2 separate regions of the Mus musculus genome follow, and region 2 is linked to region 1. Evidence: chromatin loops called from intact Hi-C (ENCODE). Cell type or tissue: left cerebral cortex. All regions are shown on one strand. Each heading gives the region's core, and the rest is flanking DNA. Links, peaks and the distances in the headings are about the cores only. Region 1 has its middle 24 kb from the start of Usp17lb. Region 2 holds the start of Olfr603 (olfactory receptor 603).

The links. Hi-C counts contacts between places; a loop is a spot of excess contacts. Peaks named below come from ENCODE experiments on the same cell type or tissue, not always from the same donor. Only the 100,000 strongest peaks of a DNase experiment are listed, where the experiment ranks them.
Region 2: a loop joins it to region 1, with 17 times the contacts of the local background. A loop is called at or near these places in 2 of 42 quality-filtered maps.

What each region holds. Positions count from the first base shown.
Region 1 is chr7:104,810,134-104,826,509 of GRCm38, reverse strand. It overlaps the pseudogene Gm4887. Among named protein-coding and RNA genes, the nearest start is that of Usp17lb, 24 kb to the left of the region's middle. In left cerebral cortex, for the core only: no CTCF peak of the experiment used is centred there; a DNase peak (open chromatin) is centred at 8,562.
Region 2 is chr7:103,382,261-103,398,636 of GRCm38, reverse strand. Olfr603 (olfactory receptor 603) reads left to right here and starts at 14,637. Exons shown (of 1, transcript NM_147070.2): 1 at 14,637-15,575. The coding sequence starts at 14,637. The coding sequence ends at 15,575. In left cerebral cortex, for the core only: no CTCF peak of the experiment used is centred there; no DNase peak of the experiment used is centred there.

The DNA.
Region 1 (16,376 bases), core at 5,063-13,062:
CCAAGGATGGTTCAACATATGTAAATCAATAAATGCAATCTATTATATAAAGAAACAGAAAGACAAGACACTACCATAAAAGGATCCAAAGAGATTTATACTTAATCACCCTGAACAAAACTCAACACCAAATAAAAGAGCTCAATGTATAACCAGATACACTAATCCTGATAGAAAAGAAAGTAGGGAATAGTTCTGAATCTGTTGGCACAGGAGAAGACATTCTGAACAGAGCATCATTAGCTATCATCAGTTAATTATTTGGGCCTCATGGAAAGGAAAACCTTCTCCATGACAAAGGGTCATTTGGACAAAGCAGCAGCCTATAGAGTGGACTTTTTTTTTTAAACTACACCAACTACATCTCCAATACAGGACTCATATGAGAAATATGAGTAAGGTACTAAAATAAGGTACTAAATAGTTAAATATCAAGAAATAAGGTACTAAAAAGTTAAATATCAAGAAAACAAATGACTCAGTTTTAAAAATTGCAAATAGGATTATGAGTGTACTATATAAAAAGATTAAAGAATAATAACAATAATTTTAAAAATTCCCTACAAATCTAAACAGAATCTACCCAAAAGAGGAAACTCAAGTGGCTGATAAACACCTAAAGAGATGTGCAACATCCCTAGTCATTAGGGAAATGCAAATCAAAAGTACTTTGAGATATCAACTTACACCCATCAGAGTGGCAAAGATCAGTAACACAAGTGACAACTTATGCTCACAAAGATATGGAGGAAAGGGGATCCTCATTCATTGCTGATGGGTATAGAAACTTGTACATCCACTGTGGAAATTAGTTTGGCAGTTCTTCAGGAATACAGGAATCAATCTACCTCAAGATTCAGCCATGCCACTTTTGGACAAAGGCTCAAAGGACACTTAATCCCACCTCAAAAGCCCTTGCTCAACCATGTTTGTTGATGCTCTACTCACAGTTGCCAGAAATTGGAAAAAACCTAATGTCCTTCAACTGAAATGGATTTTTTAAATGTGATACAGTTACATTATTGGGAGCTATTAAGACAACGCTAGTGTCCTGATCTCTGAATTGGGCCTCTCACCCCGAGAAGAAAAGGGGGTCAAAAGCGGGCCACCAACGCACCACTCCGAGAACAACCACAGATTTTTCCAGCCCTAAGTCAGTGCCAGATGTCCTGACCTCAGATGTATCCTGATACTGCCAAGTTCCTTCTTCCCTGTGTAACTACCTAAAGAATTTGCAATTCTATTGCCCCACCCCTCCCACTGATAAGTACCTGTACTTCCCCTTTTGCTTGTGCAATTCTACTGCCCCATCCTTCCTGCTGAAAGGCACTTCCCCTTTTGCTTGTGCATTTAAGCCTTAGGCCTTGCCCAATACATTGGAACCTTGATGCCACTCAGAATGTTTCTGTGTCATTCTTGCACAAGGTTCTTATCTCTCTCTACCCCCCAATTTGGTTCTTAGGAGAAGATCCCCTTGAGACCCTTGAATAACTGGACCTGCTGGATGGGTCATTACATAATGGATCATAAACCAGCCATTAAGAAAGAAGAGGAATTGTGAAATCCAGGGAAGTTAATGGAACTAGAAAAACAAAATCATCCTGAGTGAGGTAAAATATATCCAGAAAAAAAAAAGACAAATATGGTATATAGTCCCTATGTGTGGATATTAGTTGCTAAGTCAATGAAAACCAACCTAAAATCCATAGCCCCACAGATGCTAAGTGTTTAGTAAGGGACTAGGCAAAACAGATAGTTCTTTCTAGAAAAGGAAATGAGGGAGGTAATATGTAGACAGCTACAATTAATAACCTTTTGAAAATTATTTTGGAATCCTGATACAGTAAAAAATTCTCTTCCTTTATTTTGAATTTTTTATTTTTATTTTTTTATTTTTAATTTTTCACTTCTATATAAATTTATTGGGGATGTTATTCACATCTATTGTCACCTAAAACATAGTGTAAACAATGAGTTATACCCTAAAACAAATAATGCATACATGATTCTCAGCAATCATTGGTTTAATTATTAGTAGGGTTACAGGATCACGTCTATATTCTGGAATGTGCATTGACTTTGGTGTAGTGTAATAGGCTTCAGAGCATCGTTGCACGTGATGCCTCAGAACAGTGCCCGCTGGCTCTGGATCCAGGACATGTAGTACTCCCTCTGCTTGAAATGGCAGTGAAAGACCCCCGAAGGGAGACCCTCACTCAGGCACTCAAGTCCCGGGACAGCCGCATACCCAAGAAGACACTGAGACCATACATAAAATGTAGAAGGCAAGATTTAATAAAGCAGCAACATGAAAGCACACAGACCAGAGCTCTGGGGTCGAAACTCATACACCTAGTGGTGTAGAGGAGAATCGACGGTCAGCCAAAATTTTTCATAGGCTTATATAGTAAAACTCAAAGGGGGAGAACTGGGCAGGGAAAGTACAAGTTTACATCACTAGGGGGTTCTGCCAAGGGACAAGGGGTTCTGCCAAAGGAATCTACGTAACTAAGGGGTCATGTCCTATCATTTGGCAATGTACCCGGTTCATTTTGAGGTTGTTCTAGGAGGCCTTTATCTCAAAAATGTTCTTGGAACAGTTTTTAGTTGGGAGGGTTCGAATTTTAGGGTGAGGAGTTCAGGAATGCATTCTGGGGTGAAAAGTTTAGGAGTGTTCCGGGAACAATCTCTAGATGGGAGGGGTCGGGCTCTGGGGTGAAGAAGAGTTCAGTAAAAAATTTTTATTCTTCAGCAGCTGTGGTGATGGTCTAGACAGGGCACCAGGACTCTCAGTGTAGCACTCTATGGCACGTGTGACAACTGTACACTTGTACAACTAAAAAGTTTACCTCTCGTAAACAAGTATGACGTCACTGTCAACTGTCCTGCATATGTAAGTAGTAAAGTCTACGTATTTGTAAATAAACAAAATACACAATACTCAAATCTACTTTTAAAAATTTCCATCAACCTGTAATTCCTCTTATGGTCTATGTGAATACACGCTGAATTTCTGAAAGGGTGTGTATTAGGTAATAAGGCTCTGCAATGGGTGCTTCATATTTCATACCATGAAATGTACAATACTGACATTATCTTGTGCAGCATGAAGTTCAGGTCAAGGACTTCCAGATCCTGGACACGATGGTCCACTTCAGAACTTCTCAGTTATGGCTCTGCAGCAGGTTTAGCAGATGAAATCACCAAGTGTTCTAACTCCCTCTATTTCAAGTAACAAAGAACTCTTGAGGCTCTAAACTCTCTAGGTTGTAACTGAAAACACAAAGCTTCAGACAACCCGTGTTCTGAGAGACATTATTCACTGAAACAAGATCCCTGGGCTAAGTATTATCTGTGTCAGCCTACTAAGTAGTAGTAATCAATAATTTTAGATCTGAATGAACACTTGCTCCCAAGCAACAGGACAATTTGCTTTAAGATACATAGTTTCAAAGAGAAAAATAAACAAACAAACAAACAACAACAACAAAAAAAAACCTTGAAACTTCCAACATTTTTCTTTAGTTTTGTTCCTTTTTGAGTGATCCTTGGCTTTCGAACATGAACGTCTGGCTTCAGCCCTCTGGACTCACTTTGGAAATAGCTGGAAAGTTCTGCAAAGACCTTACTGGACGCGAGTCTTCCAGTGCTTGGGGGGTGGGGGGGGAGGTTGCACTGTCTGGTACCTTTCGAGCTTCAGTGTGAACTGCGTTTCTGAGATCTGATGCTACTACAATGGAGAGGTGGGACAAGAAGCACTGCTGCAGTTTGCCTTTCTCCACCGCAGCAGACAGCCCATCCTGAGCATGTTCAAAGCAATCAGCTGCCCGCCTCCTCCTAGGCTCCTTAGCATACTCAACAGGTGTGAGTATCTCAGGGTCGTTCGCTTCCCTTTATAGGGAAAGTTAGACCTCACTACAGAGTTCTGAAGAGCAAGACCTTATGCTTTGTGGAACTGGCCCACCTATGGAAAATATTGAAGATTATATGAAAGTGTGGAATCAACACGTTATGAAAACAGTGTGACAAAACCAAACATCACTATGTTGAAACCTTGTCTAGTTTTAACTAAAAAATAAAGATCATGAGTCTTCTATAGCATTAATTTAAAAAATACATAGAAGTAAAAAGTGCTATTTTTCAAAAAGTACAATTTTCCTCCCAACTATATCAACATGGAATGATTTCAGTTCTCCTTATACTAAAAGCTGGAAATTTTACAAAACTATATTGCAACATTTAATAAGACAGTTTTAGTCAGTAGTGGCTTCTGCTTCCGCTGGGCCCCTAATCAATCTTCGGATCCCCCTCTTTCCCGCAGGACCTTTCGGTTTAGCAAAACTCTGCTTATGTGCATGCTGCTTGGGGTGGACTTCATCGTACAGGAAATCCGCAGTCAGCTCATCACCATTGTCTATCTCAATCTTTCTGATCACATCCATCTGTAGCTGTCGCTCTACAATCTCGAGCAGAGGGCTCTTGCAGCTGGAATACAGCATCCGCTCTCTTATGCTGCACGTGTATCCAGGCATCAAATAAATAAAAACTACGGACTCTAAGTAGTCTCCTTCGTGGGAATGCTTATACAGAAAGAAATGGTAACGCGCTGAATCCTTGGGAATCCTCTTTGGCAAATCTCTTAGTTCTGTATTTTCTGTGTTGGCCAAAGTTATTGTTTCATTTTTTATATCTATTTCCAACTGCACATAGTTGAGCTGCTTCTTACTCAGCTTCTCCAAAGCCTGGAAGGCATCTCGAGAAATAGGAAATGCTACGCCGTGTAGTGTCTGGTGCTTTGTGTCCACACTCACATCAGTTTGGACCTCATTGATTTTAATCTGCCGTAATTCTTCCTCAGGAGTGGTCAGCGGGGCAGGGGAAGACTGGGACAGCAAATACTTTTTATATCCATGTAATGATATGTCCTCCTTTACTGTTCCAAACACTTCATCTTTAATGTGGCCACCTCCAAATTCTTTCTTCAGAGTTGCTCTTGTTACTACATACAGCATTTTCTGAAGTACATGAGAATGATCTGGAGACCACGCAATGAATATCCATTCATATCCCTGGGCATTCTGAGAGTCTAACCTGAATAATACATAGCACGGCTGCTTGTCCTCCAGCAGAGGCAAGACAAAGGAGTCGTAATCCTGTTCCCAGGAATCTGAAAGTGGACTACAGGACCCAACCACCAGTTGCTCATTTTCGATAGATATTTTCAGAAGTCTGTATTTCCCGTTTCTGGCTCGGGCAAAGATCTCTTTGACATCTTCGCTTGTTTGGATGCTGGTCTGGTGGGACATGGCGGTGGCCCCAGGCTCCCGGCTCCGGCACAGGGTGTGGTAGCGGCTCCGGCCGGCGGATCCAGCTGAAATTTTTTTTATTAAATTATTTTATTTATTTACATTCCAAAAGTTGCCCCCTTACTTGTCCCTCTCCCCGAATTCTTCACCCATCCCCTGCCTCTGAGAGGGTGCTCCCCTACCCTCCCACCAACCCACATCTCACCTCCACCAGCCTCTGACTTCCCTAGGGCATCAAGTTTCCACAGGATTAAGCACATCCTCTCCCACTGAGGCCAAGTAAGCCTTTCCTCTACTATACAGGTGCTTGGGTCCATGAACAAGCCAGCTTATGACCCTTGGTTCGTTTGTTTGTTTGTTTGTTTGTTTGTTTTTCTTTTTAGTAGATATTTTCTTTATTTACATTTCTAATGTTATTTCCTTTCCTAGTTTCTCCTCCGAAAATCCCCTATCTCCCACCCCTCCTCCCTCTGCTCCCTAACCCACCAACTCCAATTTCTGGTCCTGGCATTCCCCTATACTGGGGCATAGAACCTTCACAGGACTAAGGGCCTTTCCTCCCATTGATGACTGACTAGGCCATCCTTAGCTACACATACAGCTAGAGCCACAAGTTCTACCATGTGTTTTCTTTGATTGGTTGTATAGTTCCAAGAAGTTCTGGGCGTACTAGTTAGTTCATATTGATGATCCTACTGTGGGGCTTCAGACTGCTTCAGCTCCCTGGGTACTTTTTCTAGCTCCATCATTGGGGACCTTTTGCTCCATCCAATGGATGACTGTGAGCATCCACTTCTGTATTTGCCAGACCCTGGCAGAGCTTCATAGGAGATAGCTATATCAGGCTCCTGCCAGCAGGATCTTGTTGGCATCTGCTTAGAGTCTGGGTTTTGTGGTTGTTTTGTGGATGGATCACCAAGTGAGGCAGTCACTGGATGGTCCTCAGATGTCCCTCAACAGAGGAATGGGTACAGAAAATGTGGTTCTTTTACACAATGGACTACTACTCAGCTATTAAAAACAATTAATTTATGAAATTTTTAGACATATGGATGGATCTGGAGGATATCATCTTGAGTGAGGTAACCCAATCACAAAAGAACACACATGATATGCACTCACTGATATGGGAATATTAGCCTAGAAGATTAGAATCCTTTTTAGAAGGGGGAACAAAATGGCCATGGAAGGAGTTACAGAGACAATGTTCAGAGCAGAACCTGAAAGAACAACCATCCAGAGACTGGTCCTTGTTTTTTGACTTAGAGTCTGGGAGTTCTGAGGGGTCCAGGTTAGTTGACACTATTGTTCTTCCTATGGGGTTGGAGTCCCTTTTAGCTCTTCAGTCTTCCAAATTCTTCCATACTGTTCCTCGTCCTCAATACCTTGGCTGCAAGTATCTGTATTTGTCTCAGTCAGTTGCTGGTAGAGCTTCTCAGATGACATCCATGCCAGGCTCCAACAGAAATTTCTTAAGAGAATGATATAAAGGACATCCAAACTGGTCAAGAAAACTTAAAGTAATAAATGGATCTAGAAAAAAAGATCCTGAGTGAGATAAACCATATCCAGAAAAAAAAAGACAAATATGGTATATACTCATCCATATGTGGATATTAGTTGTTAAGTCAATGAAATCCAACCTAAAGCCCATAGAACCACAGGTGCCAGGTGTTTAGTAAGGAACTAGGCAAGACAGGTACTCCTCCCTAGGAAAGGAAAATACTAGTTATTGATGTATAAAGAGGAAGACTAGACAGAACAGGAGAATCAAGTGGACAGAGGGAGAGAAGAGGGAAACTTAAATATCTATTGTTTGGTGGCACAGTCATATATAGAACATCTAACATGAACAGGACTGTCAAGATTGGAAGTGAGTTCAGTAAAGTTGTAGGGCACAAATCTAACAAACAAAATATTGTAGCATTTGAGGTTAGTGTCTGTCCAATTGACCATTTGCATGAACTCAAAAGACAACTCTAATTACACTGAATTCTAAATAAACCATAGAAATTTAGTAAAACAAAAATTTTAAAAGTACATTATATTTAACTTAGGTACATGATATGAGTCTAGAATAATGTCCATTTCATCCTGGGTGCTTTGAGTTAGGATCTCTTGGCATTTTGCATTTTCTTTTATTTTTATATCCATGTTTTCTATGGAATCTTCTGCACCTGAGATTCTTTCGTCCATCTCTTGTATTCTGTTGCTGATGCTCTATGGTTCCTGATTTCTTTCCTAGGATTTCTACCTCCAGACTTGTCTCCTTTGGTTTTTCTTTATTGTTTCTACTTCTATTTTAGATCTTGGATGGTTTTGTTCAATTCCATCACCTGTTTGGTAGTGTTTTCTTGTAATTCCTTAAGGGGTTTTTGTGTTTCCTCTTTAAGGACTTTTACCTGTTTAGCACTGTTTTCCTATAATTCTATGATGGATTTTTAAGGCATTTTTTATTAGATATTTTCTTCATTTACATTTCAAATGCTATCCCCAAAGCCCCCTATACACTCTCCCTGCCCTGTTCCCCATTCCACCCACTCCCGCTTACTGGCCCTGGCATTCCCCCGTACTGGGGCATATAATCTTGGCAATACAAAGGGCCTCTCCTCCCATTGATGGATGAGTAGGCCATCCTCTGCTACATATGCATCTAGAGACACAGCTCTGGGGGGGTACTGGTTAGTTCATATTGTTCCTCCTATAGGATTGCAGACCCCTTTACATCCTTGGGTACTTTTCTTTGAGGAATTTTTGTGCTTCCTCTTTATGGACTTCTATAGGTTTAATACTGTTCTCCTATATTTCTTTAAATGAGTTATAAATTCCCTTCTTAAAATACCTTACTAGCATTATGAGATGTGACTTTAAATCTGAATCTTACTTTTCAGGTGTTTTGGGATATCCAGGACTCGCTCGGTAGGGCATACTGGGTTCTGATGATGCCGAGTAGACTTAATTTCTGTTATTAAGATTCTTTTGTTTGCTTTTCACCATCTGGTAATCTCTGGTGTTAGATGTTCTAGCTGTCTCTGGCTGGAGCTTGTTCTTCCTATGATTCTGTTAGCCTCTGTCAGCACTCCTGAGAGTCCAACTCTCTCCAGAGTCCCAGTGGTCAGAGCACTCTCTGCAAGCAAGCTCTCCTGTTGCAGGGAAGGCGCAGTGAGGTCTAGAGCTCAGATATGCCTCCTGGATGAAGGAAGAAGGCCCGAAGGGACCCTCTCCAGAAAGCTTTCTTGTTTCTGTGGCCCTTGTGCTCTCCTGTGCAAACTGGTCTCTGAGAGTCCCTGGATACAAGATGGTGCTGTCACCTGAGTCCCGGGATCAGAGCCCTGTCTGTAGGACAACTCTCCTCAGTGATTCTAAGATCCTGGGTGTGATAGGGAGCCTGCAGCATGTAGAATCCTCTGAAGACAGTGGGACAGTCCACTGAGTTCCCTCCCAAAGTGGAGAGGGGCTGGCATGTACAAGATGCTGGTCAGGTGGGTCTCCTGTGTCCCTGTTCCTGCTGGCACAAAACCTCAGTTGTTTTGGAGCAGATGTTGTGTTCCTCTCACCAGTGAGACCAAGATCCTAGGTGTGTTAGGGAACCTGTGGCTCAAAGAGTCCCCTGGGGACCATGGGCCCATCCACCAAGTCCATCTAGTTTGAGGATCTGATGCTGACCAGAATGAGGCAAAAAATCTTTATCAGCCAGATGAGTTAATTAGGAGCATAGCCTCCACTATTTCCTGAGAAGTAACAGTTTTTTCTGTTTTTCTCAAAGCCACCTCCCCCACACCAGAAGACCAGGCTCTTTAGACTTTAACTTTAGACTTTGTATTTTTAGCAGATTGATTACCTTCATACAGGCTCACCTTCAGCAAATCTCAGATATGGCAGTTTTTCATTGATATGAAGAAATGCATTGAGTGCATATTGCAGCTTTGGTCTGAATAGGAAAAAGATGTGTTATGAAGGATGGAAGCCAAAACCAGGCCACTAATGTTCTATGCCTCTTATGAACCTAAGCCAGAGGCATGTGCCAAGGGGCCATGTTTATTCATAATAAGCAGTGAAATGCCATGTTTATGCAAATAAGCACCAGCAAGCTTTGCATGTCCTCTGTAGGATAAGAGCGAGTATAGAATCAGTCCTAAGCCAGGTGTGACTACCAGCCACCATAGTTCCCAGGAAGGATCATGAAGGATAAGTAAATTTTATGCCCCAGTTTAGCTAATTTTTAATACATAAAAAGGGAAGAACTGTGCCCTAACCCCAGCCTTGAATGGGCTGAGTCAGACCTTGTTTTTGCCACAGTCTACTAGCTCTCCTACGGTGGAGTCTTCCTATCTAGGTGAAGTCTACTGTCCTGCCACAACTGCAGCTTCCTGAAAGAAGCCACTACATGCTGAGCAGCTGAGCTTCTCTTCCTGAGGAGATCCTGGCAAAGTGGGGGATGGGTTTTCCCCCTTTAAACTCAGACTTAAGAATTAAACATTGAGCCTTGATCAGAGAACTTAGTCTTGGCTCATTATTTCTCCCGCTGTCCTTCCCATCAATCTCCAGCTTTCCTTTCCCCACTTCTCCAAGACCATTGGTGGCTACAGTTATTACACATCAAAAAATTCCTATCAAAAAACATCTAGGAAACTTGGAACACTATGAAAAAAACAAACATATGAATAATAGGAATAGAAGAAGAAAAAGATTCCCAGTTCCAAGGCTCAGAAAATATCTTCAACAAAACCATAGAAGAAAACTTCCCTAACATTAATATATATATATGTATGTATATATATATATATATATATATATATATATATAGCTATATAGCTATAAATGCAGAAGAAACTTATAGAACACCAAATAGATTGGGCCAGACTAGAAAACCCTCCTGTCACATACTAATCAAAATAGTAACTGTAACAAAGAAAGATTATTAAAAATTGCAAGGGAAAAATGCCAAGTAACATATAAAGGCAGATTCATCAGAATTACAACTGACTTCTCAACAGAGACCCTAAAAGCTAGAAGGTTCTGAACAGATATCTTGTAGATCCTAAGAGACCACAAATGTCCCCCAGACTACTTTACCCAGCAAATCTTTCAATCACCATAGATGGAGAAACACAAAAATTCCATTACAAAATCAGACTTAATCAATATCTTTCTCCTAATACATTCCTACTCAGGCTACTAGAAGGAAAACTCCAACACAAGGAGGATAATTATACTGAGGAAAACCCTAGAAATTAATCATCTCATAGAAAACCAAAGACAGAGAAATATAGGCACAAACACACACAAACTCACACAGTACCACTAGTAATATAACAATCACAAGAAATAACAATCATTGGTCATTAATATCTTTTAGTATTATAGGACTAAATTCACCAGTTTAAAGTGACAGACTAAAGAGTACATAGATAAACAGAATCCATCATTCTGATGCATACAAGAAATAAACTTCAGGAACAAAAATAGACATTGCCTCAAAGTAAAAGGATTGAAAAAGATTTTTCAAAAAAATGGACCCAAGAAATCAACTGGAGTAACCTTTCTACTATTTAAGAAAGTAGATTTTCAGGCAGGGCAGTGGTGGTGCAGACCTTTAATCCCAGCACTTGGGAGGCAGAGGTAGGCAGATTTCTGAGTTTGAGGTCATCCTGGTCTACAGAGTAAGTTCCAGGACAGCCAGGGATTCACAGAGAAACCTTGTCTAGAAAAAACAAAAGAAAGAAAGAAAGAAAGAAAGAAAGAAAGAAAGAAAGAAAGAAAGAAAGAAAGAAAGAAAGAAAGAAAGGAAAGGAAGGAAGAAAGAAAGAAAGAAAGAAAGAAAGAAAGAAAGAAAGAAAGAAAGAGATTTTCAACCAAAAGTAATCAAAAGAGATGGGGAAGGACATTTCATAGTCATCAAAGAGAAAAATCCACCAAGATGACATCTCAATTCTGAGCATCTATTTCCAAATACAAGGGCTCCCACATTTATAAAAGAAATATTACTAAAGTTTAAATCATGCATCAAACCCCACACAATAATAGTGAGGGACTTCAACACTCTATTTTCACCTACTGGTAGGTCATCAAGACAAAAACAAAGCTGAGAAATAATGAAATTAAGGGACATTACAAATCAGGACTAACAGATATCTACAGAACCTATCATACAAAAGAATAGATCTTCTTCTCAGCACCTCCTGGATCCTTCTCAAAAATTGACCATATGCTTGGTCACAAAGCAAGCCTCAACAGATAAAAGAAGATTGAAATAACCCTTTGCATCTTATTGGATTACCATGGATTAAAGATGGATTTCAATAACAATAGGAACAACAGAAAATCCACTCAGTCATGAACACTGAAAAACTTTCCATGCAATGGTCACTTAATCATGGAAGATATAAAAATAGAAATTAAAGACTTTCTAGAATGCAATAAAAATGAAGACACAAAATACCCTAACTTATGGGACAAAATGAAAAGTTCGCTAAGAAGAAAATTCATAGTACTATGTACCTCTATAAAGAAATTACAGAGCTCTTATATTAGCAACTTAACAGCACACCAGAATTCTGTAGAAACAAACAAACAAACAAACAAACAAACAAACAAACACACACACACACACACACCTAAGAGAAGTAGACTTTGGGAAATAGTCATACTCAGGGCTAAATTCAATTAATTAGAAACAAACAAAAAGCAGGGCAGTCAGTAAAGGTGCTTGCTCCCCAGGCTGACAACCTGGGTTTGAACCTGGGTCTCACATCATGGAAGTACAGAACTGATTTTGTAAGTTGTCTTCTGACCTTCACATGAGTGTACACATATATAAACACACACACACACACACACACACACACACACACACATACACACACACTACAAACACAAAATAAATAAAATGCAATGAAAAGGAAAACAGAGTAGCTTGTAAAGGGAAATGATCTTGTCCAAGGAACCTAAGCAACTTTGGAAACAAGTAGTACTTGGTACCATTTTGAGGAAACAGGTTGTTCATTTCTAATGGCACGAGTCAGGGCCTTTAGGAAGGTACTAAGAACAGTATTTAGATTTTACAAATTATGAGTTAACTCTTGCAGCAAAATGAAGATATTTGATTAGTTGTCTATTGCCCTGAAAATGTAAAACTATTATCTTATAGATGGCATTATTTGTCTCAGATTCATCATGTCTTGGACAGAATGAGGAAATGTGTATAAGCTCCCTAACTATTGAGGTTCATACTGCTTTTGTTGTTTTGGATGGAGGTGACTTGGAGACATGAGGTCTGTAGTTCTGTTTGAGTGGACTGAGTACTGTAACTGAGCCACTTACTAGAGAGCAGCTGGATGGGGTGTGAGGTGATGCCCAGGCCCTGCCTTCTGATTGCTAGTACCATTGACTTCTTAGCCTCAGTGTGTGTTCTGATAGTACCCTTAGCCTCAGTGTGTGTGTTTAGGGACATAAAGCGAAAATCTGTCACATTCCCAAAAAGTCAGATTAGCTGCCAAGTAATGAGATTCTGAATGAAATGTCAATTTGTTTCCTAATCTAGGCTTAAAATGAAGATGTTGTCTGCCCTTAAAAAAACACATAAAACAAAAACCAGTCCTTATATAGAGAATATGATCAATGCAATTTCTCATAATTTTTCTTTTATCCTTAGAAAATGTTATAAGAAAGGTAGAGTAGCATCGGATTCCTGTTTCAGAGATGAAACCTTCATCCTATGGATAACTTTTGTTTTCCTAACATAATGGAACTAGTAATATTTAGGTAGACATGAAAGCTAGTCTGAGGAAAGCAGGAGAGCACTGGGTTTCTCTGTAGTCAGGCTTTCATAACACATTATTCCTTCACGGGAGCAGTTTTCATGCTTCTAAGCTAAAGCTCTAGGAAGAACATTTGTCACAGCCTTTATCAAACTCGAGTGTATACTTGCAAATGAAGTAAGAGTGGCATGCACCATAGAAAACTGTGGCCACTCATCACCAACTTGGGAAGCTATTGAGTAGGGGAACTTGTTGCCAGCCTGGGAAAACATTTGCTGCCTTTTAAAAATGCAATGTGGACTATAGCTATGATTTACTGAAATGATTTTATTTTCTGTGCATGTGTTCTACTTCAGATGTCACACTTGTGTAATATTTAGACTTACTCTAATACTCTGAGAAGAGGTGTACTGTACAAAATTTTGTAACATACAAAACCACTATTTGGCTAAAGTCTTACTGAACCAAAAAGGGAACACAGTGGTATCTCAGAATTTTACACCTACTATTCTCTCATCTTTACCGATCATTAATGACGAATGCAGCAGTAATTTGAGAAAGTATTCAAAGCAAGTAGAGTCAATCAGTGTTTTAAACATCATAGAAATACTTCATATTCTGAGGTCATATAAATCAAAGAAACAAGCTTTTTAAACAAATCATAGTAACTGTCACAAAAGCGATGGTACAAGCCCAGGAACAAACAATAATTTGAGCAGCTCTGTGGGGAATGAGAAGGGAACTGTTTCATTAACAACACACTAGAGTAGGGTTTCTCCAGTTACCATTCTCAGTGTTGTGAAGGGCAGCAGAGTTCCTAAGCCCCATGGCTATACAGATGCCTACCTCACAGAGTCTGTGCAGAGGAGCAGAGATTTCCTGAAAATTTTGTGATTTGGAGAGTTTATTCAGCATTTATTCTTTGGAATAAAAATAGCTTATCTAAAAAAATGGAAAAGAAAAGAAAGAAAGAGAGAGAGAGAGAGAAAGGAAGGAAGGAAGGAAGGAAGGAAGAAAGAAAGAAAGAAAGAAAGAAAGAAAGAAAGAAAGAAAGAAAGAAAGAAAGAAAGTTGATTTTCAACCAAAAGTAATCAAAAGAGATGGGGAAGGACATTTCATAGTCATCAAAGAGAAAATCCACCAAGATGACATCTCAATTATGAGCATCTATTTCCCAAATACAAGGACTCCCACATTTATAAAAGAAATATTACTAAAGTTTAAATCATGCATCAAACCCCACCCAATAATAGTGAGGGACTTCAACACTCTACTTTCACCTACTGGTAGGTTATCAAGACAAAAACAAAGCTGAGAAATAATGAAATTAACTGACATTACAAATCAGGACTAACAGATATCTACAGAACCTATCACACAAAAAATAGATCTTCTTCTCAGTACCTCCTGGATCTTTCTAAAAAATTGACCATAAGCATGGTCACAAAGCAAGCCTCAACAGATAAAAGAAGATTGCAATACCCCTTTGCATCTTATTGGATTAAAGCTGGATTTCAACAACAACAGGAACAACAGAAATCCCAGACTCATGAACACTCAAAAACTTTCCACCCAATGATCACTTGATCGTGGAAGAAATACCAAACAAAACAAAAAAAAAAAAAAAAGACGTTCTAGAATGCAATAAAAATGAAGACACAACATACCCAAACATGGGACAAAATAAAAAGACTGCTAAAAAGAAAATTCATATTACTAAGTGCCTCTACAAAGAAATTACAGAGATCTTATATTAGCAACTTAACAGCTGTACTGGCTGGTTTTGTGTGTCAACTTCACACAAGCTGGAGTTCTCACAGAGAAAGGAGCTTCAGTTGGGGAAGCACCCTCATGAGATCCAGCTGTAAGGCATTTTCTCAATTAGTGATCAAGGGGGAAGGGCCCCTTGTGGGTGGGACCATCCCTGGGCTGGTAGTCTTGGGTTCTATAAGAGAACAGGCTGAGCAAGCCAGGGGAAGCAAGCCAGTAAATAACATCCCTCCATCGCCTCTGTATCAGCTCCTGTTTTATGAGATCCAGAAAGCTCCATTTTGAGTTCCAGTCTTGATTCCTTTCCTGATGAACAGCAACATGGACGTGTAAGCTGAATAAACCCTTTCCTCCCCAACTGCTTCTTGGTCATGATGTTTGTGCAGGAATAGAAACCCTGACTAAGACAATAGCACACCTGAAAGTTGTAGAGAAAAAAAGAAGAAGAAGAAGAAGAAGAAGAAGAAGAAGAAGAAGAAGAAGAAGAAGAAGAAGAAGAAGAAGAAGAGGAAGAAGAAACAAACACACCTAAGAGTAGTAGACTTTGAGAAATAGTCAAACTTGGGGCTAAAATCAATTAATTAGAAACAAAGAGTTCAATGCAAAGAATTAGCAAAACCATGAATAGGTTCTTTGAGAAAATCAACAAAATAAACAAACCCATAGCCAAACTAACTAAAAGTCAGAGAGAGAGAGAGAGAGAGAGAGAGAGAGAGAGAGAGAGAGAATTCAAATTAACAATATCAAAAATGAAAAACGGAGACATAACAAAAAAAACTAGAGAAATATTAAAAAATCATTACTTCAAAAGCCTGTTCTCTACAAAATTGGAAAATATAAATGAAATGAAAGATTTTTTTATAAGCATATAATATTTATCAAAGTTAAATCAAGATGAGGTAAACTACCTAAATCATCTTATAACATTTTAGGAAATAGTCACTAAAAGACTCCCAACCAAAAAAAAAGCCTTTGAAAGTTTACCCGAGGGCTGAAACCCACAAGCTACCCACAAGACCCGCCACAGGATCTTAAGACCTCTGGTGAGTGGAACACAGCTGCTGCTCCAATCCACTCGTGCAGGACCTGAGACTGGATTAATTAGGGAAGCAGAAAACCCCGGCCTGATCAGGGGCACAAGTCCCTTCCGGTCCATGCCAGCACAGGGGTATCTTGGGCTTGGAGTCTGCAGACACCCATAAGGTATACACAGGACCCTCCACGGGATCTTGAGACCGCTGTGAGTGGATCACAACTTTTTCCAAAGGCAGGTTCGATCACCAGATATCTGGGCACCTTCCCTGCAAGAGGAGAGCCTACTTGCAGAGAGTACTCTGAACACTGAAACTCAGGAGAGAGCTAATCTCCCAGGTCTACTGATAGAAGCTAACATAAACACCTGAGGAAGAAGATCTAACCAGAGACAACTACAACTAACTGCAGAGATTACCAGATGGCGAAAGGCAAAATTAAGAATCTTACTAACAGAAACCAAGACCACTCACCATCATCAGAACGCAGCACTCCCACCCCACCCAGT
Region 2 (16,376 bases), core at 2,871-10,870, 1.4 Mb after region 1:
AATACAAAGTCTAAAGGTTTTTTTTGTTTTTTATACTTTTTATTAGGTATTTTCCTCATTTACATTTCCAATGCTATCCCAAAAATCCCCCATACCCTCCCACCCACTCCCCTACCCACCCACTCCCACTCTTTGGCCCTGGCGTTCCCCTGTACTGGGGCATATAAAGTTTGCAAGTCCAATGGGCCTCTCTTTCCAGTGATGGCCGACTAGGCCATCTTTTGATGCATATGCAGCTAGAGACAAGAGCTCCGGGGTACTGGTTAGTTCATAATGTTGTTCTACCTATAGGGTTGCAGATCCCTTTAGTTCCTTGGGTACTTTCTCTAGCTCCTCCATTGGGGGCCCTATGACCCATCCAATAGCTGACTGTGAGCATCCACTTCTGTGTTTGCTAGGCCCCGGCATAGTCTCACAAGAGACAGCTATATCTGGGTCCATTCAGCAAAATCTTGCTAGTATATGCAATGGTGTCAGCGTTTGGAAGCTGATTTTGGGATGAAACCTTGGATAAGGCAGGCTCTAGATGGTCCATCCTTTTGACACAGCTCAAAAACTTTGTAACTCCTTCCATGGGTGTTTTGTTCCCAATTCTAAGAAGGGGCAAAGTGTTCAGTCTAAAGTTAAAAGCAACAGGATTAAGGTTGTCTGTGTGGATGTCCCAAGCACTCAATTCAATTGTAAATTAGCAATGATCAGATACAAGGCCTGGCCTTCTAGTGTGGGGGAGGTGGCTTTGAGAATCAACAGAAAAAAATGTTACTTCTCAGGAAATAGTAGAGGCTATACTCCAAATTAACTCATCTGGCTGATAAAGATTTTTTGCCTGTTTCTGGTCAGCATCAGATCCTCAAACTAGGTGGACTTGGAGGATGGTCCCATGTTCCACGGAGGACTCTCTGAGCAACAGGTTCCCTAACACACCCAGGATCTTGGAATCACTGGTGAGAGGAACACAACATCTGCTCCAAAACAACTGAGAGGGGCCTGTGCCAGCAGGAACAGGGACACAGGAAACCCATCTGACCAGCATCTGGTATGTGCCAGCCCCTCTCCACTTTGGGAGCAAACTCAGTGGACTGTCCCACAGTCCTCAGAGGATTCTACATGCTGCAGGCTCCCTAGCACACACAGGATCTTAGAACCACTGAGGAGAGTTGATCTCCAGAGAGGGCTCTGACCCCAGGACTCAGGTGAGAGCACCATCTTGTATCCAGGGTCTCTCAGAGACCAGTTTGCACAGGAGAGCATAAGGGCCACAGAAACAAGAAAGCTTCTTGGAGAGGGTCCTTTCTGGCCTTCATCATCATCTAGGAGGCATATCTGAGCTCTAGACCTCTGTGCACCTTCTCTGCAACAGAAAAGCTTGCCTGCAGAGAATGCTCTCACCACAGGGACTCTGGAGAGAGTTGAACTCCCAGGAGTGCTGACAGAGGCTAACAGACTCAGGAGGAACAAGCTTCAGCCAGAGACAGCTAGAACATTTAACACCAGAGATTACCAGATGGTAAAAAGCAAATGCAAGAATCTTACTAACAGAAATCAAGACTACTCGGCATCATCAGAACCCAATATGCCCTCCTGAGCAAGTCCTGGATGCCCCAAAACACTTGAAAAGCAAGATTCGGATTTAAAATCACATCTCCTTATGCTGGTAGAGGATTTTAAGAAGAGAATTTATAACTCACTTAAAGAAATATTGGAGAACAGAATTAAACCTGTAGAAGTCCTTAAAGAGGAAGCACAAAAATCCCTCAAAAGTACCTATAGGAGGAACAACAATATGAACAAATCACTACCCCAGAGCTGTTTCTCTAGTTGCATATGTAGCAGAGGATGGCCTAGTCATCTATAAATGGGAGGGGAAGCCCTTGGTATTGCAAAGATTATATGCTCCAATACAGGGGAATGCCAGGGCAGGGCCAGTAAGCAGGAGTGGGTGGGTTGGGGAGCAGGTCAGGGGGAGTGTATAGGGGGCTTTGGGGATAGCATTTGAAATGTAAATGAAGAAAATATCTTTTAAAAATGCCTTAAAATCCACCAAAGAATTAAAGGAAAACACTGCTAAACAGGTAGAAGTTCTTAAAGAGGAAAAGAAATCCCTTAAAGAATTACAAGAAAACACTACCAAACAGGTGATGGAATTGAACAAAACCATCCAAGATTTAAAATGGAAGTAGAAACAATAAAGAAAACCCAATAAAGAAAAGAAATCTGGAGATAGAAATCCTAGAAAAGAAATCAAGAACCATAGATGTGAGCATCAGCAACAGAATTCAAGAGATGGAAGAGAGAATCTTCGGTGCAGAAGATTCCATAGAAAACATGGATAGAACAGTCAGAGAAAATGCAAAATGCCAAGAGATCCTAACTCAAAACATCCAGGAAATCCAGGACACAATGAGAGGACCAAACCTACGGATAATAGGAGTAGATGAGAATGAAGATTTTCAAATTAAAGGGCCAGTAAATATCTTTAACAAAATTATAAAAGAAAGAAAGAAAGAAAAAAACTTCCCTAACCGAAAGAAAGAGATGCCCATGAACGATCAAGATGCCTACAGAACTCTAAATATATTAAACCAGAAAAAATTCCTCCTAACACATAATAATCAGAACAACAAATGTACTAATAAAAGATAATATTAAAAGCAGTGAGGGAAAAGGTCAAGTAATATATAAACGCAGACCTACTAGAATTATACCAGACTTCTCACCAGAGACTATGAAAGCCTGAGGATCCTGGACAGATGTTATACAGACCATAAAAAAAGCCAGCCCAAGCTACAATACCCAGCAAAACTCTCAATTAACATAGATGGAGAAACCAAAGTATTCCATGAGAAAACCAAATTCACACAATATCTTTCTATGAATCCAGCCCTTCAAAAGATAATACATGCAAAACCCAAACATAGGTAGGGAAATTATGGCCTAGAAAAAGCAAGAAAGTAATACTTCAACAAACCTAAAAGCAGATAGCCTCAAGAATAGAATCCCAACTCTAACAGCAAAAATAACAGGACGCAACAATTAATTTTCCTTAATATCTCTTAATATCAATGGACTCAATTTCTCAATAAAAAGACATAGACTAACAGACTGGCTACATAAACAAGACCCAACATTTTGCTGCATACAGTAAACCCACCTCAGAGAAAAAGACAGACATCGCCTCAGAATAAAAGGCTGGAAAACAATTTTCCAAGCAAATGGTCCAAAGAAACAAGCTGGAGTAGCCATTGTAATATTGAATAAAATTGACTTCCAACCCAAAGTTATAAAAAAGACAAGGAGGGGAACTTCATATTCAACAAAAGTAAAATCTTCCAAAATTAACTCTCAATTCTGAATATCTATGCTCTAAATGCAAGGGCATCCACATTGATTAAAGAAACTTTATTAAAACTCAAAGCACATATTGTACCTCACATAATAATAGTGGTAGACTTCAACACCGCATTTTCATCAATAGACAGATCCTGGAAACAAAAACTAAATAGAGACACACTGGAACTAAAAGAAGTTATGAAACAAATGGATTTAACGGATATTTATAGAACATTTTATCCTAAAACAAAAGGATGTATCTTCTTCCCAGCACCTCATGGTACCTTTTCCAAAATTGACCATGTAATTGATCACTAAACAGGCCTCAACAAATACAAAAATATTGAAATTATCCTATGCATCCTATCAGATCACCGCGAACTAAGGCTGATCTTCAATAACAACATAAATAATAGAAAGCCAACATTCATGTGGAAGCTGAACAAAACTCTACTCAATGATAAGTTGGTCAAGGAAGAAATAAAGAAATTAAAATTAAATTAAAGACTTTTTAGAGTTTAATGAAAATGAAGCCACAACATACCCAAACTTATGAGACACAATGAAAGAATTCCTAACAGGAAAACTCATAGCTCTGAGTGCCTCCAAAAAGAAACTAGAGAGAGCATACACTAGCAGCTCAAGAGCACACCTAAAAGGAACTAAAGGAAGCAAATTTACCCAAGAGGAGTAGAGAGCAGGAAATAATCAAATTCAAGGCTGAAATCAACCAAGTGGAAACAAAAGAATTATTCAAAGAATCAACCAAACCAGGAGGTGTTTGTTGTTGTTTTGTTTTGTTTTGTTTTGTTTGAGAAAATCAAAAAGAAACTTCTACTGCAGCCTGGCATGGATGTCATCTGAGAAGCTCTACCAGCAACTGACTGAGACAAATACATATAATTGCAGCCAAGATACTGAGGACGAGGAATAATATGGAAGAATTAGAAGGACCGAAAGAGCTGAAGGGGACTCCAATCCCATAGGAAGAACAATAGTGTCAACTAACCTGGATCCCTCAGAACTCCTAGACACTAATTCAAAAACAAGGAGCAGTCTCTGGATGGTCTTTCCTTCAGGCTCTGCTCTGAACATTGTCTCTGTAACTCCTTCCATGGCCATTGGGTTTCCCCTTCTATAAAGGATTCTGAGCTTCTAGGCTAATATCCACTTATCAGTGAGTGCATATCATGTGTGTTCTTTTGTGATTGGGTTACCTCCCTCAAGATAATATCCTCCAGATCCATCCATTTGTCTAAGAATTTTCTTAAATGCATTGTTTTTAATAGCTGAGTAGCACTCCATTGTGTAAATGTACCACATTTTCTGTATCCATTCCTCTTTTGAGGGACATCTGAGGACCATCTAGAGACTGACCCACTTGGGGATCCATCCCCAAAACAGCCACCAAACCCAGACACTAGGCAGATGCCAACAAGAGCCTCCTGACAGGAGCCTGATGTAGCTGTCTCATGTGGGGCCCTGTCAGTGCCTGGCAAATACAGAAGTGGATGCTCACAGTCATCCATTGGATGGAGCAAAAGGTACCCAATGATGGAGCTAGAGAAAGTACCAAGGGAGGTGAAAGGGTCTGAAGCCCCATAGTAGGAACATCAATATGAACTAACCAGTATGCCCAGAACTCCTTGGAACTATATCGCCAATCAAAGAAAACACATGGTGGAACTTGTGGCTCTAGCTGTATGTGTAGCCAAGGATGGCCTAGTCAGTCATCATTGGGGGGAGAGGTCCTTGGTCCTGTGAAGGCTCTATGCCCCAGTATAGGGTAATACCAGGGACCAGGAATGAGAGTTGGTGGGTTAGAAAGCAGGGGAAGGAGTGGGGGAGGATAGGGAATTTTCAGAGGGGAAACTAGGAAAGGGGATAACATTTGAAATGTAAATAGAGAAAATATCTATTAAAAAAAAGAAAAACAAACAAACAAACAAAAACAAACAAAAAACCCCAAGGGTCATAAGCTGGCTTGTTCATGGCCCCAAGCACCTGTACAGTAGAGGAAAGGCTTATTTGGCCTCAGTGGGAGAGGATGTGCTTAATCCTGTGGAAACTTGATGCCCTAGGGAAGAGAGATGCTGGTGGAGGTGAGATGGGGTTTGGTGGGAGGGTAGGGGAGCACCCTCTAAGAGGCAGGGGATGGGTGAAGAATTCAGGGAGAGGGACCAGGAAAGGGGCAACTTTTGGAATGTAAATAAATAAAATAATTTAATAGAAAATTTTCAAAATAAAGGGAGAGTTTTTTTTTTTTTTTACTGTATCAGGTTTCCAAAATACTTTTCAAAAGGTTATTAATTGCAGCTGTCTACATATTACCTCCCTCATTTCCCTCTTCTCTACCTCTTTCCACTTGATTCTCGTGTTCTATCTAGTCTTCTCTATACATCAATAACTGTTTTATTCCTTTTCTAGGAAGAACAATCTGTCTTGCCTAGTCCCTTACTAAACACCTAGCATCTTTGGTGCTATGGATTATAGGTTGGTTTTCATTGACGTAACAACTAATGTCCACATATAGGTGACTATATACCATATTTGTCTTTTTTTTTTTTCTGGATATGGTTTACCTCATTCAGGATGATTTTTTTTTCCCTAGTTTCATAAACTTCCCTGGATTTCACAATTCCTCTTCTTTCTTAAAGGCTAGGTAATGCTCCATTGTGTACCACATTTTTAAAATCCATTTCAGTTGAAGGCAATTAGGTTTTTTCCAATTTCTGGCTATTGTGAGTAGAGAAGCAATAAACATGGTTGAGCAAGGGCTTTTGAGTGAAATTAAGTGTCCTTTGAGCCTTTGTCCAGAGGTGGTATAGTTGAATCTTGAGGTAGATTGATTCCTGTATTCCTGAGAAATTGCCAAACTAATTTCCACAGTGGATGTACAAGTTTGTATACCCATCAGCAATGAATGAGGGTCCCCTTTCCTCCATATCTTTGTGAGCATAAGCTGTCACTTGTGTTACTGATCTTTGTAATTCTGATGGGTGTAAGTTGAAATCTCAAAGTACTTTTGATTTGCATTTCCCTAATGACTAGGGATGTTGCACATCTCTTTAAGTGTTTATCAGCCACTTGAGTTTCCTCTTTTGAGAATTTTCTGTTTAGATCTATATGGAATTTTAAAAATTATTATTATTATTCTTTAATTTTTTATACAGTCCAGTAATATCCTCCTGTATGCAATTTTTAAAACTGGGTCATTTGTTTCTCAATATTTAACTTTTTAGTACCTTATGTATTTCTCATATGAGTCCTGTATTGGAGATGTAGTTGGTGTAGTAAAAAAAAAAAAAAAAAAGCCACTCTATAGGCTGCTGCTGCTAAGTCCAAATGACCCTTTGCCATGCAGAAAGTTTTCCTTTTCATGATGCCCAAATAATTACCTGGGGATATTAGTGTCTGTGCTAATGATGCTCTGTTCAGAATGTCTCTTCCTGTGCCAAAAAATTCAAAGCTATTCCCTATTTTCTTTTCTATCAGGATTATTGTATCTTGTTATACATTGAGCTCTTTTATTTGGTGTTGAGTTTTGTTCAGGGTGATTAAGTATAAATTTATTTGGACCCTTTTAAGGCAGTGTCTTGTTTTTCAGTTTGTTTATATAGTTGATTGCATTTATTGATTTACATATGTTGAACCATCCTTGTGTCTATGGGATGAAGGCTACTTGATTGTGATGGATGGACTTTTTGGTATGTGTTCATAACTATTTATTGAGTATTTTTGTATCTATGTTCATAAGAGAAATTGGTCCATAATTTTATTTCTTTGCCTTGTTTTTATGTGATTTTTGGTATCAGTGTGTTTGTAGATTTGTAAAATGATTTAGACAGTATTCCTTCTGTTTCTATTTTGTAGAATAATTTAGAGGGTATGGACATTATTCTCTGAAAATATTGCTATTCTTATTGATTTTCTCGAAGAACCAACTCTTTTTTTTGTTGATTATATTGTTTTCTTGTTGTTTCTATTTTATTGATTTCAGGCATGAGTTTAATTATTTCTTACCATATATTTTTTTTTGAACTTTGAGGTGTGCCGCTCAGTTACTAGAGTGAGACATTGCCAATGTTATTATCTAGGCACTTAGTGCTTGGAACTTACCACTTAGAACCACTTTTATGGTGTCCCTAATACTATGTATTTTCAGTATTCATTTATTTCTTAATTATTGTCTTGACACAGTTTTTTCTTCATTCAATATGAGTTAGGTTTTTGTGAGTTTGTAAGCTTCTGTTTTTTTCTCCTGAAGGTGTTAACCAGCTTTAATTTATAGTGGTGAGGATGCAAGTAGTTATTTCAATTTTCTTGTATTTGTTGAGACTTGATTTGTACCCAACTATGTGTTCAATTTTGGAGAACATTCCATAAGGTACTGAGCAAAAGATATATTCTTTTGTGTTTGTGTAATCTTCTGTAAATACATTTTAGTTACCTTTGATTTATAGCATCAATTAGCAGCAGCTTTTCTGTTTAGATTTTGTCTATTGGTGAGAGTTGGATACTACAGTCTCCTCCTATCTTTGTATAATTCCAATACTTAATTTGAGCTATGAAAGTGTTTTATGAACTTGGGTGTACTTGTATTTAGTGCACAGATATGTAGAATTAGAATGTCCTCTTAGTGGATTTTTTCTTTGATAAGTATCGTTATTAGGGTTTTACTGCTGTGAACAGACACCATGAGCAAGGGAACATTTTTAAGGACATTTAATTGGGGCAAGCTTGCAAATTCAGTCCAGTATCATCAAGGTGGGAGCATGGCAACATCCAGGCAGATGTAGTGCAGGAGGATCTGAGAGTTCTAGATCTTCATCTGAAGACTGCTAGTAGAAGACTGGCTTCTAGGAAGCTAGCATGAGAGACTTAAAGCCCACACTCCTAGTGATACACCTATTCCAACAAGGCCACATCTAGTCCAACAGGGCCATAACTTCAAATCGTGCTACTCCCTGGGCCACCCATAACATTCCACTACCTGTCCCTCATGGGCTTGTTTAAACATATGAGTCTATGGGGGACATACCTAAGCATAGCATAATGAAAAATACACTTATTCCAACTTCCAAAGCCCCCAGTCTATAGCTGTTTCAACAATGTGAAAGGTTCAGTCTTCTAAAATTCATTCAATCACTTATCTATAATTTCCGAAGCCAAATAGGAAACCAGTTGGGCAAACTCCAAACTCCACATGTCCATGTCTGATATCAAAGCAGTCTTCAGATCTCCAACTCCCTTTTCATCTTTGTTGACTACAACAAACTTCTTTCTCCTGGGCTGGTTCCACTCCTTTTTAGCAGCTTTCTTCAGCAAATAGATAGCCCATGGCTCTGGATTCATGAACATCTTAGGATCTCCAAGGCAACTTCAGTTTTACAGCTTCTTGTTTCAGTGTTTGGGATCCACACATGATCTTCTGGACTCCTCTAAAAGGCTTGAATCACTTCTCCCGCTCTGCCCTGTGTAGCACTCTAAGCTCAGGTTGATCCACTCCACTGCCACTGCTGTTCTTGGTACTGATCATCCCTTGGTACAGGCCTTTCCAATACACTGGGGTCTTCCACTACAACTGGGCTTCACCAATAGTCTCTCATAGGCTCTCTTCATAGTGCCACACCTTAATTCCTTTGCATGACCCCTTAGGCCCTGGGCTATCAACAACAACTGAGCATGAAGCTTCACCAATGACCTTCTATGACCCTCACAGTGCCAAGCCTCAGCTGTTCTCAATGTCCCCTTCATGCCTTCAAAACCAGTACTACCTGGGTGACCTTTACACATTACCAAGTACAGCTTAACAAGAATTACAACCTTGGCTATCTCTTAAACACAGCTTCTTTGTGCTCTCAGAAAGCACTTCCCAGATTTCACCTCAGTGGTGCTGGTCTCTTCTTAATCACAGCTGTTTTGAAAGCTCCAGCTAACCAGCAATTGTCCCAATAATCCCTCTATATTTCAATCTAAAGCCAGAGCCACTTGATTGAAGTTGTCAAGTTCTGCTGCTTGCAGGAAATGGAACATGGTCCCCTTTATTGAATTACCACCTTTCTGTGTTTAAACTCTCTCTCTGCCTAAGCTTTGCTTTTTTGGTACTTGCTCTGTAGATTGACCTTGAACTAGGAAATCTTCTTGGCTCTGTTTCCTGTACTTCTGGGATTAAAGGTGTGTACCACAATGACTGGTGTTAAATTTAAACTGGATCCTGCTTTGTCCCAGGTTGGCCTTGAAATCAGAGATCTGTTTGGCTTTGTCTCCTGGGATTAAAGGTGTGGATGACCATGCCTGGATCTAAATTTAGCTGGGTAGGATCTTGCCCCCAAGTACTTTATTCTGTTATCTCCTAGAACATAGAATTCATTTCCACCTCACTTCCTGGTGCCCCTTTAATACTTGAACCATATATTTTACATCTTTCCTTTCTAAGCTTGCTATGCTTCTTCTAAATGCTCTTCATGAGACTTAAACAGAGAAAAAGGTCTCTGCTGGGCTTTTTTTTTTTTTTTTTTTTTGGGTTTTGTATTTTTGAGACAGGGTTTCTGTGTATAGCTCTGGCTGTCCTGGAATTCACTTTGTAGACCAGGATGGCCTCAAACTGAGAAATCTAACTGCCTCTATCTCCTGAGTGCTGGGATTAAAGGCTTGTGCCACCATTCCTGCCTTCTGCTGGGCTTTTTTGAAGCTTCCTTTGCCGGTGCAATTAATCTGAGTCTCTTCACCTTACCCTCAGGAAGACTTTTCAGACAACGGCAAAAAGTAGCCGCATTCTTCACCACAATACCACAAAAACAGTCTTTATGCCACATTCTGAAATTCTTCTCCTTTGAAATCTCTTGGGCCTGATCAACAAAGTTCAAATTACTACCAGCAACAAAGTCTTCCATATTCCTACTAGGATGACCCATTAAGCTTCATTAAAAGCATTCTACTGAGTTCCAAATCCAAAGTCACAAAACCCTCGTTCTTTCAAATACAAGCATGGTCAGGCCTATCACAGCAATACTCTACTCCCAGTACCAACTTCTCTCTTAGTTAGGATTTCACTGCTGTGAACAGACACCATGACCAAGGCAAGTCTTATAAAGGACAACATTTAATTGGGGCTGGTTTACAGGTTCAGAGGTTCAGTCCATTATCATCAAGGTGGGAGCATCGCAGCATCCAGGCAGGCAAGGCACAGTCAGAGCTGAGAGTTCTACATCTTCATCCAAAGGCTGCTAGTGGAACACTGACTTCCAGGCAACTAGGGTGAGGATTTTATGCCCACACCCACAGTGACACACCCATTCCAACCAGGTCACACATATTCCAACAGGCCCACACCTCCAGATGGTGTCACTCCCTGGTCTAAGGGTATACAAACCATCACAGAAGAATTTATTTTCAATTAAAAATAAGAAAATATTTTAAAATACTTTAGAAATAAAAGAAAAACTTTAGATTTTGAAATGAGTTGGTTTCAGGTAAATTTCAATCATCTCTCTGATATGACTGATATGTAACAATACAGTATAAAATATATGTACTGTGATATGTACCAATATGGTATAAAATAAGCAATCAGGTATTAAGAAAATTGTATGAATGAGCATGGCATTATAGAATTCAAAATGAAATTATAAGAAGCACTGTACATTGCTTTGATGTCAGAAAAATGCATAAAATGACAATGAAATATTTGAAAATATGGTTCCAATTATAAGACTATGATTAAAATAATTACAGAAATTAAGAGCCATAAAAGCTATAAATAAAAGTTGGCTCTATAAAAAATGATGATCCTTTGAAGCAAAACTCAGGAAAGACTCCAGAGTCCTAAGAGGGGTTTTGAAACTGTAGAATTCTAATGGCATGATAGAACTCTCCCATACACTCAGCCCCTGAACAGACTGAGCGAACCTGGTTTCTCAGGGGACTTGCCTTATCTTCATAAAGTCTATACCTGGAGAAGCTTGTAAACTCAAATCCTGGGCTTCCGGGCACTGTGGGAAGAGGCAGCACTTTGTCCTTCTTGATCAGGGAGCGCAGGTCTTGAGCCTGTGTTGTGGCTCCCACTAAAATGTCTTACAGCACATGAGTTGGTCCCTGAAAGTGGATGCAGAGGACTTACTGGAGGGTATATCAGGTGATCCTAGTTACAGGTGCAGCACAGGTAAAAGTGTTATCTCACTTTCTTCCAGCTTTCATTATGGAAAAGAAGGCTGTACACAAGACAGATAGATTGCTCTCTGACAAGAGCCTTGGTAAGTGCCTGGTGTCCGGAGCTTCAATAAATGTTGAGTCTTAGTGATCTCTTGGATATACTTGGGATAGTTTTAATGGAAAACCTCCTAAATGTGACCCTGTAGTATGGGATCTAATATATGTGTTATTATATGTTAATGGGACAGATTCTGAAAGGTGGTTAGTAAATTTAATTTTGAGCATAGTTTGTGTGATAAAGTGCCAATTTGAGCCAGTCTTATATTGTTCAAATAGAGTCAAGACTTTCATACATGTTACTGGTTTCACAATGTAATTTAGAAGATTTATGAATTTATCCTGGAAACTTTTTTTCCCCCTAAATAAATGCCCATAAAAGATTCTTAAATGATTATTCCATTTGTCACCTGATTAATTAGGCAATTTGTGCTTTGAATGATGATTTTAAAGTGCTGGCTCCTAATCTAACTGGCCAACTTTGATTCCAACCTATACGTAATGGTGTGAACTCAGCTCACACAGTGAATTTTTGTCTATATGATTGGCGTGATGCATTTTTCTTGCAAATAAGATTTTAGAACTGGGGCTACTCCCATGGATAACAATAATGAAAATGTATTTCCTCTTAGTGTGAACAAAGCCTTGGAATTAAGGCATTTTACTCAGCCTCCTGTATGCAGTCATGTTGATGATGGTCATAGCCTTTACAGATATAGAAAGGAAGACTTGGGAAATGATTTGTCTAAGGCCAGTAATAAGTGGCAGAGTCAATTTGTAAATGTGTGGTTTTTTTAGACCCAACCAGTGTGTCCATCCACCATAAATAATAGATACTCAATCATCCATGGTGAAGTAAAGAAATTTATGTGGATATAGAGTCCATAAGTGAATAAAGCAGAATGGCTCAGAAAGATCTAGTAAGAGGATATCTGAAAGAATGAGAGCTTCAAGTAAGTGCATGCTTATAGCACTGTTGAGAAAGGTGTGTGATGAAGAAGGAGTATGGGGTGATGTTGCTTTAATTTGTAGATACGACATCAGTCAAAGGGCAATGAACTCCAAGTCCTGTGGAGGCATTTTGTATCTTAACCCCTGGATGTTAAAATTTGAAATAATTAATATATTATAAGTGTGTGTTTTAGAATTGAGGTGTAGACTGTTGTCTGATCTCATATATAAAATAGTATTCCTAGAATCAGAGTCCTTATGATGAATAGGTTGAAAGGGAAACAGTCCCTTATTGAGAGCAGAATAACAAATACAAAGAATATAACACCCAGTACAAATAAGACTTATATCGTAAATAAAAGGCAAATTCAAAACAAAAACATGACTGTATAACCCTTAATCTTTTAGGATATTCTCTTCTGTCTTGAGCAATGATTTTCGAGTTTAATTTCTTTGTAAAATAGTGGATATAAAACATGACTAAACTTACAATGTGCCATAATCCCAGCATCTACATTCTTCCTTCCATCTTCCTGAGTCTAATGGAGAGCCCACTGTTCCAGCGTTACAAATCTTTCTGCCGTGGTTTTCAATTCCAGGCACTATGTCATTATGTGCTTATTGTTCAAATACAGATACCTGGTGATTTGGATAATTTCAATAATTTGTATATTTTCTTTGTAAAATGTCAATTTAAGCCTTCTTATTTCTCCCCATTACCTTTAAACGTATTTGAAGACATATTTGTATACTCTAAACAAAAATTCTTTTTAAATTCAGCAGTGGAAGTAGGGATTGTGCATATTTCTCTCTGTTCACATTTTCACTAGAAAACTTACAAATCTGGCAAGATAAGATATATTAATTTGATAGTTATTGCCTCTTCTGTCTTAAAAAAATAATAGCTTCTAGTGGATGGTAAAATTTATTTTCCTGTGTTGAATATAAAAATATTAGTATTTTAAAAGATTTGTTTATTTTTGTTGTTTTTAAAGACTATTTTAACTTAAAAATATTAATATGTATTTGGAAGGATTGTAAAGTTAGATTTGAGGTTTTACTATTTAAGCATGATAAAATTACCCAATTACCTAACAAGTTTCTATGTTTATTGAATTAGTAAATTAATTTCTTCATAAAAATCAAGTTGCTCTTCCTATTGGGTTGCCATCCCCTTCAGGTCCTTCAACCCTTCTCCTAACTCTTCCATAGGTGCCCCCTACCCCAGTCTAAGGGTTATCTTTGATGCCCCAGAGAAAATGGATATGAGGAGATAATGTAGGGATAGGTGAGTGTGTGAGGCTGTGGGGGACAGGTAGTGAGTGGTTGGAGAGCACCCTCTCAGAGACAAAGGGGAGGGGGCATAGGTTGAGGAACACTTGAAGGTGGGGCCAGTGTAAATAAGTAAACTAACTTAAAAGATAAAAATAAATCAAGTTGCATGTAATTATGTGATTGTTTCTGATGTTTTCTAGGTTCCCTGTTTATCTGTCATTTCTCAGTTGTCACATTTTATTCCTTATTCTTCTAATAATCTTGAAATCTTTTCATGTGTATTGTTATACCCCCACTACTCTTTTAAAGGTAAATTAGAATGTATCTATTGTTATTACAAAATTAATTTTAATTTTGATGTGTTTGTTGGAACTGGTTTAAACTACTGACAATCTGGGCAGAAATCTAAAAGTAAGGGACTCTGAATGTCAAAATTTCAGTCTCTTCCCATTGTAAGTTCTCCTTTTCTTTTGTATAGTACTTTGGGTTTCTCTCTAATATGACTGAACCCACGTATTTTTAAAGAGCTATTAAGGAAATAACTACTAAAAAGTATTCTCCATGTATAGCATTTTGTGTACATGAGAAATTTGAAAAGAATGAACTAAGGGGAGTTATAAACCATAACCTTACTGCTGTCAGAAAAGAGTTTCTAATTCCAACATTCTTCATATAATGCTAAATGGAATGGTTGATTATTTGAATATCTCTTATAGTTAACTGATGTTTGATTTTTCTCTAATTATGCTCTTAAATATTTACTTGATATGCCATACCAGGGATTCATCTACAACTTTCACATATTTTCTTATCTCTTCCCAGAAATACTGAAGAAAGATTGCAGATAGTCCTCCAGGAGTCTGAGAAGGATGCCCTCTAATAATGAAACTGCTTCACACCCCTCTCTCTTCCATCTGCTGGGCATTCCTGGGCTGGAAGCTTTCCATATCTGGATAGCCTTTCCTTTCTTTGTTGTTTATCCGATAGCACTTGTGGGGAATTTCACAATCCTCTGTGTGATCAAGAATGAACAGAGTCTTCACCAGCCCATGTTCTACTTTCTTGCCCTCCTCTCTTTCATTGATCTTGGCCTCTCTACTTCCACCATTCCCAAGATGCTGGGTATCTTCTGGTTCAACCTTAGGGAGATAAGCTTTGAAGGCTGCCTCATCCAAATGTTCTTCATCCACACTTACACAGGCATGGAATCTGTTGTACTCCTGGCCATGGCAATTGACCGTTTTGTTGCCATCTGTTACCCACTTAGGTATACCTCTGTTCTCACCAACAAAGTGGTGGCTGTCATGGCATCGGTTGTAATAGGGAGACCTGTCCTTCTTGTCATCCCTTTTTGTCCCCTCCTAAAACGCCTGCCCTTTTGTGGACACTATATTATTCCTCATACCTACTGTGAACATATGGGGATAGCACGTCTAGCCTGTGCTAACATAAGGATAAACATCATCTATGGCTTATTCACCATTGCTGCTCTGATCTTTGATTTAATTCTCATTGCTTTCTCCTATGCTTGGATCCTACAGGCTGTTTTCCGCCTTCCTTCCAGGGATGCCAGACACAAAGCCCTTAGCACATGTGGTTCCCATGTCTGTGTCATCTTAGCCTTTTACACACCAGCATTTTTCTCTTTTATGACCCATAGGTTTGGTAGAAATGTTCCTCGTTATATTCACATCCTCTTGGCCAATCTCTATGTGGTTGTCCCTCCTTGTTTAAATCCAGTCATTTATGGAGTGAGGACAAAACAAATTAGGGAGGGAGTCTTAAAAATATTTGTAAAGAAAGAATAGCTCAAACATCAGAGGATCATAAATGCTGTCAGGCTGCTCTTTAGCATTTGTCTCTCTGTGTTCTCTAACAGACAACTAGATCAAGGGGGCATCCCTGCGCCTCAGCCAGTACCACAGAGACATCAGTCACACAAAAAGTCTAGTTTGAGTTTAAAAGTTTCTTGCCTTTTTCCCTTTTATTCTGACCCCAGTTTCTCCTCTCCTGACTCCTTCCAGTCCCCCCTTTACCAGATCTCCTCTTCCTCTTCCATTTCCCTTAAAAAAAAAAAAAAAGCAGGCCTCTCAGGGATATTTATAATTAGACTAGGCAGAAACCCTTATTTGAGCAAGGCAACCCAGAAAGCAGAAAAAAGGTCCCAAGAACAAGCAAAAGAGTCGAAGACATCTCCCATGCCCACTGTTAGGAGTCCCACAAGAATACCAAGCTAACAACCATGATGTGCAGAGGACCATAATTAGACCCATACTGGGTCTGTGATTATTCTGTGGCTATTCTCATGCTGCCCTTGACCTCTCTGGCTCCTACAATCCTTCCATTGGGTCTCTCGGTGTCCAGCCTCTGGCTCCTGGTTATCTAGGCAGGGTCATGTATGGCTCCCTCTCATGGCATAAGGCCTCAAGCCTTTGATTTTTAGTGATAGCTAGACAACATAGAGGAGTAAAATCAAGTAAAGGTATGAGAAGATTTTCTAATGTGTGGAAAATTATGTTTACTATGCCAGTAGCAGAAACTATGTATAGGATTATAAAAAGAAAATTTTGATGACACAGATATTTTAAGAAATTTTTAAGTCAATATTT